2 separate regions of the Homo sapiens genome follow, and region 1 is linked to region 2. A link is a loop called in an ENCODE intact Hi-C map of the cell type or tissue named here. Cell type or tissue: Calu3. All regions are shown on one strand. Each heading gives the region's core, and the rest is flanking DNA. Links, peaks and the distances in the headings are about the cores only. Region 1 overlaps THSD7B (thrombospondin type 1 domain containing 7B). Region 2 has its middle 130 kb from the start of HNMT.

The links. Peaks named below come from ENCODE experiments on the same cell type or tissue, not always from the same donor. Only the 100,000 strongest peaks of a DNase experiment are listed, where the experiment ranks them.
Region 1: it touches region 2 in a loop (13-fold over the local background); 48 of 110 quality-filtered maps call a loop at or near these places.

The regions. Positions count from the first base shown.
Region 1 is chr2:137,466,284-137,469,206 of GRCh38, reverse strand. The region is part of intron 15 of THSD7B (thrombospondin type 1 domain containing 7B); the gene reads right to left. Among named protein-coding and RNA genes, the nearest start is that of HNMT, 500 kb to the left of the region's middle. In Calu3, for the core only: no CTCF peak of the experiment used is centred there; a DNase peak (open chromatin) is centred at 1,746.
Region 2 is chr2:137,836,942-137,839,864 of GRCh38, reverse strand. No RefSeq gene overlaps it. Among named protein-coding and RNA genes, the nearest start is that of HNMT, 130 kb to the left of the region's middle. In Calu3, for the core only: no CTCF peak of the experiment used is centred there; no DNase peak of the experiment used is centred there.

The sequences.
Region 1 (2,923 bases), core at 307-2,806, 370 kb after region 2:
CAATTACCTTTCTGGTTTGATCTCTTAGACATGGGAGACTTAAATATTAATCCCTGTAATCCCAAGGGTGAGGAGCCAGAATCTAGACAGATCCAGATAGGTCTTACATTCAAACCAGTAAATGTTCTATTTTCATAAATTATTTTCCCTGGACTTTATTGAACTTGCCATTTGTTTCAGTTTCATATAGACATGGCCTAATCAACTACATAAAAACCAACATTTTAAAAGTTGACAAATACACAGAATTAGCAATTCAGTAGTCAATAAAAAGGTCCAATCTCTTTTGACCACACCGATACATTAAAAGGACTGAATCAAACTTTTCCCCTTTTACTCTCTTTCACAGGGCTTGATGCTTCCTGTCTGGTTTCTAGCTCTGACTGATGTAGAGGGTAATGTAAACACCATAAAGAATCCATAGGGAAGTTCATATAAGGCCAAAAACGGAATCTGAAAATAAAGTATCTAAATATACATGCTAACTATTTTCCAGTGACTCAATTTACTCAGAGAAAATAATGTAATATTTTCACTATGTCAAAAGTTCTACCCACCGCCCCCACCCCCACCCCCCACCCCTCCACACACACAAATCTATTTGCCTCTGAAGCTTTTATTTTTTCTTTTCTTTTTTGTTTGGAGGCACACAGACTTTCCCTCATGTGGTTCCAAGTGCTCAGCCCTTGGAGACTCATAATGGCGATAGAAGATAAGACACATGCCTTCTAGCATCTTCAAGTTTAGAGGACAAACCAGGAGAGACACATGCAAAACAGTAGAACAATAGCAAATAACTAGATGGGTATGTACATACTAAACCAAGCTTTAAGTGTTTGATGTCTCATTGCCTTGCACTTGCTAAGATTCTACCCTCACCTCTTCTGAATGTATCATCCCTCTGGGGCTTTTTAAACTTTTTATAGCAACTGTATATCTAAATCTAAATATATAAATCTCCTTAAATGACAATTTTCACTGGGATTTCTTTTCATAAATACAGGCTCTTATTTCACTTTCCTGCAAAATAATATGCAGCTCTACTTCTCCCTGCCAGCTGCTATTGTTACAAGCATTACTAAAAGGTGTTTCAACTTCAATAGTCTACAGAAGGTTTAACTTGGATCAAAACATTCTGGAGAAATCTATAGAAAATATTAGGCTTAGTTTTCTTCATTAGCATTCTTATGAGCACTCATTAATATGTGCATAATTTTACTATGCCTTTAAATCATTCATAAATAACCCAAAGAGGCTTACATAGTTACAGAGGTCAGAGAAAACAGAAGGAGAAACATGTGTTGTATGCATGTATTGCTTATCTGATTTGGGGTTTCCTTATTTATCATTTGAGTGAGGCATGAAGGTTGTTTACAGAAAATAGCTTGCAAGATAGAATCATCCCTTTGCCAAAAATGTAAGTGTCAAGGAAGAGCCCTGGTCAATGCAACTTGCATCCTCATAGAGAAAGTATTAGGCCAATTTTTCCATTGCAGATGAGACTTTCTGATATGTGACTTAAAACATTACTTAATTTTCCCATCTCAACATTTTATTTAAAATTAATTATACTTTTGTCAAATTAGGTATCAAAAAGAGAGTAACATTAAGTGTATATAGGGGACATTCTTATTTACTCCTCAACAAGCATTCCACCCTAGGTGATCAGCCTACGAAAAAACCTTCCCACTAGTTAATACACACTAGCATCTCAAAGTGTAATCTGCAGACCAGCAGCTTTGCCCTCATCTGGCAGCTGTTAGAATTGCAGGCTATCTCCTTTCCCCAGACCTACTCAATCACAATGTGCACTGAAACAACATCTGTCAGATGATTCACGTACATATTAAAGTCTGTGAAGTCCTGCCCTCCCACACCAGTATATAACAAATGTATTCCAGGTGTGACTGAGACATTGCTGTCACCACCCCACAGAGCCTAGGGTCTCAGATCGTTCACTGCTGCCTTAAGCAGTTCTGAACATGTATCCCAGTTCGTCAGACAAATATTATAGATTTCTATATGTGCCAAGAAGTTTAAGAAATAAAAGGTTGGAAACCACTTGTCTGAGCAAATCAAGCTCTTCCCAGGACTTCTTCCAATGAGTAGTTCACGAATGGACATACATGCAGCTTCAGTCAGTGAGGCATGAGGGAAAGGCTTCTGGGGGAGCTGGGGAGGCATTGGGAGAATTTTATTGTACTTAAGATTCCCAGAACAGCAACACTCTCTTATTCTTTTGGTCACTGCTGCTTCAGGAGGCTACTCTGCAAACTGCTGGGCCATTTTGCTAACAACCAGAGGATGAAGCCAACACTGAAGATGACAAAACAGACAGAGATGAAAAGAAGCTCTGTCTTTATGACATTGCTGAGCCACAGAGCCAACCTGCCCTGGAGTCTCCATAACCTCTGGACTTCTTGCTATATGAAGTAATGCATTTCCTTACTCTTCAAGCCCATTTTGGCTTAAGGTTTCTTTTAGTTGCAAATCATCCTAATAAAGAGGAGAAAGGGCAATTTTGCTGATTGCGTGCAAACTGGTTTCATGTATATTTGAAAAAGGTAAAGCAGCTCAGATGCCAAAGCATCTAGAGTAGGCGTGTCCAATCTTTTGGCTTCCCTGAGCCACATTGGAAGAAGAATTGTCTTGGGCCACACATAAAACACAGTAACACTAATGATAGCTGATAAGCTAAGAAAAAAAAATCATAAAAAAAAACCATCTCATAATGTTTTAAGAAAGTTTACATATTTGTGTTGGGCCACATTTAAAGCCGTCCTGGGCCACAGGCAGGCCATGGGTTGGACAAGCTTGATCCAGAGCATTATTATCAATACTTCACACTTTATGACCTCCCACTCAAAACTGGAATGCCAGTGCTCAATGGAAACTCATTGAGCAGTAGAGTAAAATAAGTGTG
Region 2 (2,923 bases), core at 115-2,614:
TCTCAATATAACCAGCAAGGGTTTTTCAGTGGAGAAGAGAAAGACAAAAGAGAGCAAACCAGAAAGATAGCAATGTGAGTAGGACTGGAGCCATGTTGCTGGTTTTGAAGATAGAAGAAGGGGCCCTAAGCCAAAGAATGCAGACAACCTCCAGAGGCCGGAAGAGGTGAGGGAACAGACGCTCCCCTAGAGCCTCCAGAAGACACCAGCATGCCGACACCTTGGTTTTCGGCCCGTGAAACCTATTTTAAATTTCTGACCTCCAGAACAGTAAGATAATAAAAGTGCGTTGTTTTAAGCCACTAAATTTGTGGTAATTTGTTACAACAGCCACATTAGATGATTAATACTAGCACTGGTTGGTGTCTTGCAGCTTCAGAATGTATATTTTATAATGGGGCGGTGAGACCTCCTTCCGCTCAACTTGTACACAGAGGCACTCAGCACACATCCCTCAATGGGTGATCTCATTCCAGCACGTGCGCTGGGCAATCAGTACCAGAGGCAGTTCTGCCATGGCTTAGTGCATACGTCATCTTTGGTGGGACAAAAATTGTGTATGCAGATCTAAAAACATGATCAAAAGCAAGTCTATCCTAACATTTCTGTCAATTTACCAGGGGTATCCAATCTTTTGGCTTCCCTGGGTTACATTGGAAGAATTGTCTTGGGCCACACATAAAATATACTAACACTAACGATAGCTAATGAGCTTAAAAAATTGCAAAAATACTTACAATGTTTTAAGAAACTTTATGAATTTGGCCACATTGAGAGCTGTCCTAAGCCGCATATGGCCTGTGGGCCACAGGTTGGACAAGCTTTATTTAGATCATGCCGAAGGAGCACAGTTCCATGAGGAGGGAGGATGGGGAGCATGTGGTGTGTTTGCATACAATTTTAATTTCTGGATGTTTCAAGTCATATTCTGAGCACTGAAGGTAGGCCTAACTCACTTATCTGCTACACAAAATATGACCAAGTGGGGTACACATATGTAGGAGAGGTGTACAGGAGAAGCGGTGCGTGCATATATGGAAGCAAAGGAATGAAGTTGATGTAGATTTTTATAGAATCACAATGTTTAGAAGCAATATTTAAATATCAATTAATTACCAATACCCCCCCCAAAAAAAGAATGAAGACACCAGAAAAGGTATTATTTGTAATTAACTATGTAGCCACTAGATGGCAGTACAGTGTAAGCAAAAGGAAAATCTATTCCCTCAGCCCAAGCTTCTCTGGCTGCTGTTAAAGGATGTTTTACCGCTGTTTCAGGAGAAAAGGAGGAAATTCAGTCATGTTAAGGCAGTCAACTTAGAGGGCCAGGACTGTTCTAGATGGACTCCCGGGCTAGAAAGAGCATGGACTCTATGTGTCTCAGCTCCTCTAATTCCTATCTATGAGATCCTGGCAAGTTGCTTAACATCACAAGGCCTCAGTGTTCACATTTATATAATGGGTGTGAATGTTATTTTTCTTACAAGGGAAAGAAAAATGAAGTAAAACGGAGTAATATTATTAAAATACTTAAGATTTAATAAGCAGTCGATTATTAATAGCTCTGTGTCTCCTTTGGGTAGGGAAAAATAATACAATTTAGATTTTAGGTCCTAAACTAATCTCCAGGTATGGTTGTGAGGAAATTATGGGTCTTGAAAAGTAAAGAGAGAAGATTTATTCTTTACTCTGCTTCAATGTGGCTAAAGCTTCCCTGCAAAGTGTCACAATAACCTTCTCTTCATGTTCTCAAATGCAGTTGCTCCCCTCCCCATCTCTCCTTGACACGTGAAGTTCCTCTCCTATGAGGAGCATTGCCAAGTTTCGAGAGGTCTGCAATGTTGGACTAACAGTCATGGCCTTCGCACAGGCAGGAGGTCACAGCAGGGACTCCAGTGCTCACCACTTCCCTCTTCCTACATCTGCCTTTAGTTTATGAATGCATGAGAATTTCATAGTGAGTTAATGGAAGCCCTCCCAAAATATGTCCACATAGAACCCGTGAATGTGACCTAATTTAGAAAAGAAAACAAAAGGTATTTGAAGACGTAATGAAGTTAAGAATCCTGAGATGAGCTCATCCTGTATTATCCAGGTGAGTTCTAAATCCAATGGCCAGTGTCCTTAGAAAGGCACAGGGAGATGTGTGACAGAGAGGATTCGGCCATATGAAGACAGGGGCAGAGATTGCAGTGGCGTGATCACAAACCCAGGAACACCCGAGCCGCCAGAAGCCTGAAGAGGCAGGGAAGGATTCCCCTCTAGAGCTTCTGGGAGGTGCGTGGTTCTGCCAACACCCTAATTTCAGAATCCTGTATGCCACAACTCTAAGTAAATATTATAAATTCTTATCATGCTAAGCTACCAAATTTGTGGCCTTTTGAAATGGTAACTCTAGGAAACTAGTACAGGTTTATATCAAGAAAATTCCTGTCCCCATGTATTTTTCCAGTGTGCTAGAAATTCCATGATTAGCAAATTTATTCCTTTGGTTTAAATTGCAGATTCTTTTAAAATAAAATACATGAGATCCTGGGAAAGGTGTCCTATTTTAGAGAATGAATGTTCACACCACAGCCTCTGTGAATGGATGGCTCATATCTACAGAAAAGCACTGGATACTAGGAAGGAAACAATTCTAAAGGGTTGTAGGGTTGTAGGGCACTGGCTCTAGCAGACCAGCTTGCCTTGCTGCAAGACAACTTGTCTGGCGTTTGACCCAGAGGTTCCTCATTACTTCAATGGTCTTCAATGAAAGAAGCCAAAGTTTGGAGAAACCCCAAAGAGTATTGCCTTTAGACCCATCTAAGACCCCACACTGGACTAATTTCTGGAGGCCCCTTGCCATCGAGGATGTGCCCATGGGGCCAGTGGAACATGTCCCCAGAATTAGCATCTTCCCCTCCCAGCCAGTGATACAGGT